2 separate regions of the Homo sapiens genome follow, and region 2 is linked to region 1. A link is a contact called in ENCODE Hi-C or POLR2A ChIA-PET data. All regions are on one chromosome and are shown on one strand. The core of a region is the stretch at or near the end of the contact, and the rest is flanking DNA. Distances in the headings are between cores, read along the strand shown. Region 1 overlaps NCS1 (neuronal calcium sensor 1). Region 2 overlaps HMCN2 (hemicentin 2).

What was found. Hi-C counts contacts between places; a loop is a spot of excess contacts on that map. ChIA-PET counts read pairs that join two places held with the same protein, here RNA polymerase II (POLR2A). Pooled maps may share reads with other maps.
Region 2: a map with no recorded cell type shows a loop between it and region 1 (6-fold over the local background). The contact joins two enhancer-like sites. A Hi-C loop is called at or near these places in 2 of 168 maps with a recorded cell type or tissue (endothelial cell of hepatic sinusoid and left colon), 4 of 37 single-sample maps with no recorded cell type and 5 of 50 pooled maps. POLR2A ChIA-PET finds 5 or more read pairs at or near these places in 9 of 52 experiments (AG04449, AG04450, GM10248 and 5 more).

The regions. Positions count from the first base shown.
Region 1 is chr9:130,236,288-130,240,124 of GRCh38, forward strand. NCS1 (neuronal calcium sensor 1) reads left to right here. Exons shown (of 8, transcript NM_014286.4): 8 at 1-1,016. Among named protein-coding and RNA genes, the nearest start is that of MIR12126, 3.2 kb to the right of the region's middle. RefSeq lists enhancers at 665-1,224, 3,382-3,561, 3,642-3,821. Within about 2 kb of position 1,569, at least 10 of the 41 ENCODE cell types and tissues checked have a DNase peak (open chromatin) inside an H3K27ac peak, as active enhancers do.
Region 2 is chr9:130,311,934-130,316,028 of GRCh38, forward strand. The region is part of intron 15 of HMCN2 (hemicentin 2); the gene reads left to right. Among named protein-coding and RNA genes, the nearest start is that of HMCN2, 48 kb to the left of the region's middle. RefSeq lists an enhancer at 2,955-3,124. Within about 2 kb of position 1,320, at least 2 of the 41 ENCODE cell types and tissues checked have a DNase peak (open chromatin) inside an H3K27ac peak, as active enhancers do.

The sequences.
Region 1 (3,837 bases), core at 319-2,818:
TTTAATTTTAAGGGAGCTAAGGAAGCGCGGCGCGCCCCCTGGTGGTGGTAAGCCGCCAACGCACCTGGGGGCTGCAACCCCACCGGACGGGTGGTCCGGAGGGAGGCTGGAGCGGGGAGGCGAGGAGGGGGCTGTGAGTCCTCAGAGGCCCTGGGCCACCACATTTCTGGCAGCGTTTCCCAGACACCCCTCTGCTAGGCCATCCCTGGATAGCAAGTGAATTAACTTAAGGGCACTGTGATGGGAAGCCTTGCCCCCCTCTTTTTTTTTTTTTTTTAATATCTGCGGAATAAACCCAATGGTTAATTTTTGAATGAATAAAAGGCTTTTGTTGAATAAACAGCTGGTCCCATCTTCTGTCTTGGCATCTTAGCATCCAGGCTCAGGCTCTGCCCCTTCTCCAGGATGGGGTAGCCCCGAGTCGCCCTCCCCAGTCTGCACATTCCCTGTTGTCCCTGTTCCTGCAGTGGCTCCCGGCCCCAGGGAGGCCCACCTCACTCCCAGCCTGACTCGGTGGCTGGCTTCCTTCAGGACTTTGCGCAAGTCAGTTCTGCTCATTGGGTCTCAATTTCCCCATCCCTTGGATGGGAGCAAGAGTCTCTGCTGGGCCTGCCTCGCAGGGGCCTGGTGAGACCCAAATGTGAGTGTCATCATCAAAGCCCCTCACAGAAGTGGAGGACGGTGCCCAAGAGTAGCGGTTTGGACTGCTGCTGCCTCCCACCCGGAGCCTGCCACTTGGGGGAGAAATTGGTATAATGCTTGCAAAAACAAACAAACAAAAGGCAATGTCTTCTGGTTGTGGTTATTTCCTTTCCTGCTTGCCTCCCCAGCCCCCTTTGAGTCTCTTTTTGGGGTGCCGTCCTGTCTGAACCTGCCGGTGTGTGTCTCTGGGGCCAGGGTCAGGGCGAGGCCCAGGGGTGGACAGGGGCCGTGTAGCATGCCCCAGCCTCCCCAAGCTCCTGCTGTATGTCGTCCATGTCACGCCAATTAAACACGCTTCCTGGACTTGTCCTCGCCTCCCTGTGTGGGCCTGTTGCTTTGTCTGTTTACATTCTTCTCCGTTTCGTTTTAGGTTTCTTCCCTTTGTGACACCCTTTCTCTGGCTTTGGGTGTTGTCTTCCCAGTTTCCTGAAGAGAAAGAATGTGTAGGCCGGGTGCAGTGGCTCATGCCTATAATCCCAGCACTTTGGGAGGCCGAGTTGGGCGGATCACCTGAGGTCTGGAGTTCGAGACCAGCCTGGCCAACATGGTGAAACCCCGTCTCTACTAAAATACAAAAATTAGCTGGGTGTGGTGGCAGGCGCCTGTAATCCCACCTACATGGGAGCCTGAGGCAGGAGAATCACTTGAACCCGGGAGGCGGCGATTGGAGTGAGCTGAGACCACACCATGGCACTCCAGCCTGGGTGACAAGAGCGAGACTCCATCTCAAAAAAAAAAAAAAAAAAAAGAGAGAGAAAGAATGTGCAAAGTGAGAACCTTGAGTATACTTTTAAACCAGAAAAATCTGCAGGAGTGTTTCTGCGAGGCCTAGAGTTGAGTGGTGTGAGGCCCCGCCCACTGCCTCACCCACGACATCCCCTGACCTGCCTGTTTCATCTGGAGAGGGCGGCTGCTGCTTTAAAAATGTCTGAAAACCATTGGCCTAGATCAGTGGCTCTCAAAGTCAAGTGTGTCTCAGAATCACCTGGATTGGAGGCTGCTTCAAACCCAGCTTGCCAGCCCAGCCGCCGAGTTTCTGATTAGGAGGGTCTGGGCAGGGGCCTGGGAATCTGAGTTCCTAACAAGTTCCTGGGCTGCGCTGCTGCTGCGGGTCTGTGAATCACACTTTGAGGACCCCTGGGAGGTGTGTGCGCTGCAGCATGTCCGGTTGGGTCCCTACCTCCATTGGCTCAGGGATTCAGGCAAATGATTCATTCACCTCATCTGACTTTTGCACCTGTGATGGGCCAGGCGCAGGGGGCCTAGAGATTGGTTGCTGACCACATGGAGGGTTGCGTCGGGAGGGAAGGTGGGGAGATGAGTAGCTCTTGTGCAAGCTCCCAGCAGGCACCCCGAGAGGTGGCAGTCTGTGTGGCTGCCCTCCCCCGAGTCACCCTTGGCCTGGAGCCTGGGATAGAGGAGAGCCCTCCTCTTCCCCCTCTGGTCAAGTAACCCCGTGTTTGCTCAGTATGCATGGGCCCTGCCATGTTGGGGAGAGGGGGATCAGAGGAGGTGGTGGTTTTCACTTTCGTAGCTTGTTAAAGGAACACGAATTCAGAGAGCAACAAAAGCCAGCGCGGACTCAGGAACATAACTGTCAGTTAGAATTCATTGCTCTTGGCCAAAAGCTCTTGAAAGACGCATGAAGCGTGTAGATTGATAAGATCAAGCAGCCCATGTTAGAATGAACCACCACCTGCAAACACAGGCCACGTTTCAGACATGTTTCAGAGTGAAAGGAATCATCAGATCGCCACCACCTTCCAGGCAAAGCTGAAGGCCCAATGTGACTTCCGCTTTGGGGTTGAAGCAACCGTTGAGAAGTGGATGCAGCGATGTCACCCTCTGTGGCCACGCTGGGCATCCAGCATTGTGCGTTGCTCTGGCGGGTCCTAGAGTGAAGATGCCAGAACTCCCCAGACCCTCAAGAGGGTTCCAAAGGCAGCATGGAAAGGCAGTGTGGGACGGTGATTGGGGCCACAGGTTGTGGAATCTGACCTGGTTCCCAGCCAGGCTCTACCACTTGACGCTGGGCATGTGTTCTGACAGACAGGGTTTTCTGGTAAAAAAGTGGACCCTCGGCCGGGCGCGGTGGCTCACGCCTGTAATCCCAGCACTTTGGGAGGCCGAGTCAGGCGGATCATGAGGTCAGAAGATTGAGACCATCCTGGCTAACATGGTGAAAGCCCGTCTCTACTAAAACTACAAAAAATTAGCCAGGCGTGGTGGCAGGTGCCTGTGGGAGGCTGAGGCAGGAGAATGCCGTGAACCCGGGAGGCGGAGCTTGCAGTGAGCCGAGATCGCGCCACTGAACTCCAGCCTGGCAACAGAGCGAGACTCCGAGACTCCGTCTCAAAACAAACAGACAAAAACCCCATGGACCCTCAATGAGAGGCAGGCGATGGCTCGACAGCCCCTGCCCCACAACCTCGCCAGAGGTGGAATGTTGCAATGAAGGCAGGTATTAGATCAAATTCTGCCAGAAGTCCAGATATTCACTGTCAAGTAAGTACAAAGACAGGCAGGCACCTGTACCTGTCCATCCAGGGGGTGGGGGCCCCAGGACCCCAGGAGCCCTGCCCCTGAGCACAGTCCTGAAGCACCAGGCTGCTTGCTGCTCTTCCCTTGTGGTGCACAGTGCTGAGCTCTGAAAATCTTTGTAGCCAAGCATGTATCTTCACCACATTACACTTCTATGAAAAGGGACTTCTAACATCCTTTGTGTGGATAAAATCTGTGGTGTAGGTTTTAATAAAAGTACATATTTAAAATGCTAATATGACACCCTCTGGAGGGCTGATTCCTGACTAGACTGTTTCACACACTTGGGGACTGTCCCTGAGGCAGAGATTGGAGGTAATTTACATACCCACACAATGTGCTGTTTCCACCGAAGCACTGAAAGTAAATCTGTGCACGGGCGCCTGTCTTTGGAAATACCAAGCTCTGGTTCAGAAGGCCGTTGTGAGGGCAGCTGGGGCAATGTTTCCAGCAGAGGGTGAGCTTGAACGGGGGTGAGCTGTTGGTGGAGGAAGCTCAGGTCTTTTCCAGCAGCCTTGGGCGTGGTGCCTACAGGGACCACGGTTCAGAAATGGTGTTGCTGAGGGCACATGATGGGTCATGGTCCCTTGCTCT
Region 2 (4,095 bases), core at 70-2,569, 75 kb after region 1:
GGGCTCAGGAGCCTGATAAGGACAGCCACGGAAACACGAGCCGGCGCTTCTAGGGTGTTTGCCAGGTGCTGGCACCAGCTCAGAGCACATTTTGTTGCTGGCTCATGTAACCCTCACAACAACCCTTGGAGATGGAACGATCATCATCCCCTTTACAGATAGGGAAAACAAGGCACAGAGAGGTTTCATGTCTTGCCCAAGATCACACAGCTGGCGAGTGGCAGAGGTGGGATCTGAACCAAGGGTCTTGCACCTATAGCCCCTGGCCTTGAGTCTGATGCTCACCAGCAGAGTGGGCCTGGCGCTGCTTACGTCTGCAAGCCTTGGGCTCCTCATTGCCAAAATGAGACGTTGTGTGAGCAAGAGAGAAGGAAGGTCTGTGGCACGTGAGCTGTGATCCAGCTGCTGACACTGGTATTAGAGGTTCTGGGTGAGCAGATAGGGTGCTCCAGGGAGGGTGTACCTTGTGTTGTGATGGGCATTGTCATCCTTTGCTCAGCATCTGACTTATTTGAAGCAGACCCATATTTATTTATTTATTTCCTTTCTTTCTCTCTCTCTCTTTCTTTCTGTCCCTCCCTCCCTCCCTCCCTCCCTCCCTCCCTCCTTTCTTTCTTTCTTTCTTTCTTTCTTTCTTTCTTTCTTTCTTTCTTTCTTTCTTTCTTTCTTTCTTTCTTTCTTTCTCTGTCTCTCTCTTTCTTTCCCTTCCTCCCTCCCTCCCTTCCTTTCTTTCTTTCTTTCCTTCTTTCTTTTATGGAGTCTCGCTCTGTTGCCCAGGCTGGAGTGCCCAGGCGCAATCTCGGCTCACTGCAACCTCTACCTCCTAGGTTCAAGTGATTCTCCCACCTCAGCCTCCTGAGTAGCTGGGATTAGAGGCGTGCGTCACCATGCCCAGCTAATTTTTGTAATTTTAGTAGAGATGGGGTTTCACCATGTTGTTCAGGCTGAACTCCTGACCTCAGGTGATCTACCCGCCTCGGCCTCCCAAAGTGCTGGGATTATAGGCATGAGCCACTGTGCCTGGCCCAGAGTCTCATTTCTTTGGGATCCAGGCTGAGTGTCCACCTAGACCTGTTCCTTCGCCTGTCTGCTGTTGACCTTGGAGCCATGTCCCTGTGGCAGAGTTTCTTTCTGGGCCACTGGTGGCCTCTGGCCTTAACTTTAGGTCAGGGAAGGGATGGACAATGGCCCAGCACCTGTGGGTCTGGGGTGAGCTGGTCTGGCAGCGGTGGTGGGAAATGGAATTTCCTGCCTATCTGGGTGGCAGCTGTCGTCCAGCCTTCCTGGCCAGACTGGCAGAGGTCAGGAATGGGTGTGTACTGTGCCCGCTTCCTGCTGTTGAGCTGAGAGCTGGCTTCCTGGTAGTGTCTGGGGCATAGGAAGGGAGGCATCCTACTCCTCTGTGCCAGGAGGGCCTGCACTTGTGGACCAGCCTGCGAGGCACTGGTGGATTACCTTCCGAGCCTGGCATCTGCCAGTCAGGAGTCCTAGGCTCCATGCCCAGGTCCGCTGGTATTTGCCTGCATTATTTGCCTCTCGGAGCCTCACTTTCCTCGTCTGTGAAACGAGGAGGGTGGTAGCAGAGCTGTGCTCATAGGGCCCTCGAGAGGTTTCCTGAGAATGTGCTTCACTTAGGGCTTGCGTGGAATAAATAATGCATGTGGGCACCCCCCCCCATAAACCTGTGTCCAGGCTGGGTGAGCTGACCAGCGCTCGGTGAGGTGGGGCGACTCGTCACATGGCTGGTTGCCTGACTGTGTGTGGCAACCCCTCCTGAGTTCAGTGCCCTGAGCTGTGGTCTGTGCTTTACTTCATTCCTCTCTAAATGAATGTGTGTCCTCTTTTTTTTTTTTTTTTTTTTTTTGAGATGGAGTCCTATTCTGTCACCCAGACTGTAGTGCAGTGGCACGATCTTGGCTCACTGTAACCTCTGCCTCCCGGGTGCAAGTGATCCTCTTGCCTCAGCCTCCCAAGTAGCTGGGATTACAGACACGCACCACCATTCCCGGCTGATTTTTGTATTTTTTGTAGAGATAGAGTTTCTCCATGTTGGCCAGGCTGGTCTCGAACTCCCGACCTCAGATGATCCACCTACCTTGGGCTCCCAAAGTGCTGGGATTACAGGCATGAGCCAGTGCTCCCAGACTAAATGGATATGCCTCCTCTTTCTGTCCTCTCATTTCAGTCCCTGCTTCTTAGTCCCATCCTGGAAGCTCCTGGTTGCCGGGGGCCGAGCTGGGGAACAGGAGATGTGCTGTTTTGGACACTAAAGACTCTCCGGCCATCCTTTGGGGAGGGGAGTTGGGGAGAAATGGGCTGGGCTCTGTGGCGAGGGGGCCATGGCGAGGCGACTTCTCCATCAGGCATAGCAGGCACTGGCAGAAGGCCCTGCACTTGTAGGGGTCCAGGATGCTTTTCTAATTTTGATTTCTTTTAAAATCAGAATTAAAAAATGACCAATAGTGAATAGATAAAGACTAATCCAGCCTGCATCATTCATGTCTTTGTGCCAGTGCAGTTATGAAATATAATTTTCCATGTTTCTTTATGGAGGAAGAGGAGTAAAGGCATCTTGTGGCCCTGACCAGCAGAGCTGCCACCCTAGGCCCAATCGCAGCATTCCCTCTGTGGGAAAAGTGGTCCCCGAGTCCTCAGGAAAGGGGGCTGTGGAGACCCCTCCCCGGGGTCCACTTTGCCCATCTGCACAGTCTTCCATCCTGAGACTCCTCCCTCCTCCTGGCAAACTGAGTCTCAGGGGGCTCTTCTGGAGCTGGCTGCAACCCCCAGCCCTGCCCCCGTGCTCTGAGCCACAGCCCTGGGTGGGAGGCAGAGGCTGGGGTGTGGACTCTCCAGGCAGTGATAAGGAGTCCTAGAGCTGTAAGGTACCAGGACCAAGGTGAAAATAGAGTTACCGCCTTCCAGATGGATAAACTGAGGCCCAGAGTGAGGATGGGACTCATTCCTGCATGCCCAGTGAGGCAGAGGCAGAGTGGGGGCCTTCAGGCCAGTGTCCCTTTCGCTGGGGGAGCAGCAGGCGCAGGGGAGTCACCACCTCTGTCATCTGACTTCACCAGGGCCTTTCCCTTGGAAAATCCCTGGGAGGGGAGCGTGGCCTGACCAGCTGGGTCTGTGCTCTCACCCTCAGCAGCTCTGAGAGCGCCTCCTGCAGGGGGTCAGCAGCCTCACCTGCAAGCAGGAAGTTAGTTACCCCTTCCCTTTGAACCTGCCCTAGACGAGCTCCTTCCTCCCTTCCTCCCTCCCTCCCCTCCCTCCCCTCCCCTCCCTCCCCTCCCCTCCCCTCCCCTCCCCTTCCCCTCCCCTTCCCCTCCCCTTCCCCTCCCCTCCTTCCCCTCCCTCCCCTCCCCCTCCCCTCCCTCCCCTCCCTCCTCCCTCTGCCCTCCCCCTCCCTTCCCACTCCCCTCCCTCTCCCCTCCCCCTCCCCTCCCTTCCTTTCCTTCCCCTCTCTTCCCTCTGTCCCTATGCACCAATTATATGCCAAGCTTGGAGGGATGGCCCTGCCTGTTGCTGGCCAGATCCTTGTACCCCAGGGCTGGGTGGCACTAGGGTTCTCTACAAATGTGAGCCAAGTGAGTTGGGGGTTGAGGCTGGAGGCAGCAGCCACACTGGGCTGGTAGGGCATCTGAGCCTTTCCATCGCCTGGACTCTGCCCTGCCATCCTCGGGAGCCAGGGACAGTATCCTGGTCAGCTCAGGTTGCCATGATGAAATACCATAGACCAGGGAGCTTAAACAGTAGACACTCCTCACAGCTCTGGAGGCTGGAAGCCGACCATCAGGCTGCTGGCCTGGCTGGGTTCTGCCAGGGTTCTCTTCCTGGCTGGCAGCCTCTGCCTTCTCTCAGGTCCTCTCGTGGCCTTTCCTTGGGACCTATGGGTGGAGAGAGGAAGGACGCTCCCTGGCATCTCTTCTTAAAAGGACACTAATCCCCATGGTAGGGGCCTCACTCTCATGACTTACCCAACCTCCATCACCTCTCAGAAGCCCCATCTCCAATACCATCACACTGGGGCTCAGGCTTCAACATATGGGTTTGTGGGGGACACAGTTCAGCCCGTAGCAGACAGGGCTCAGGCAG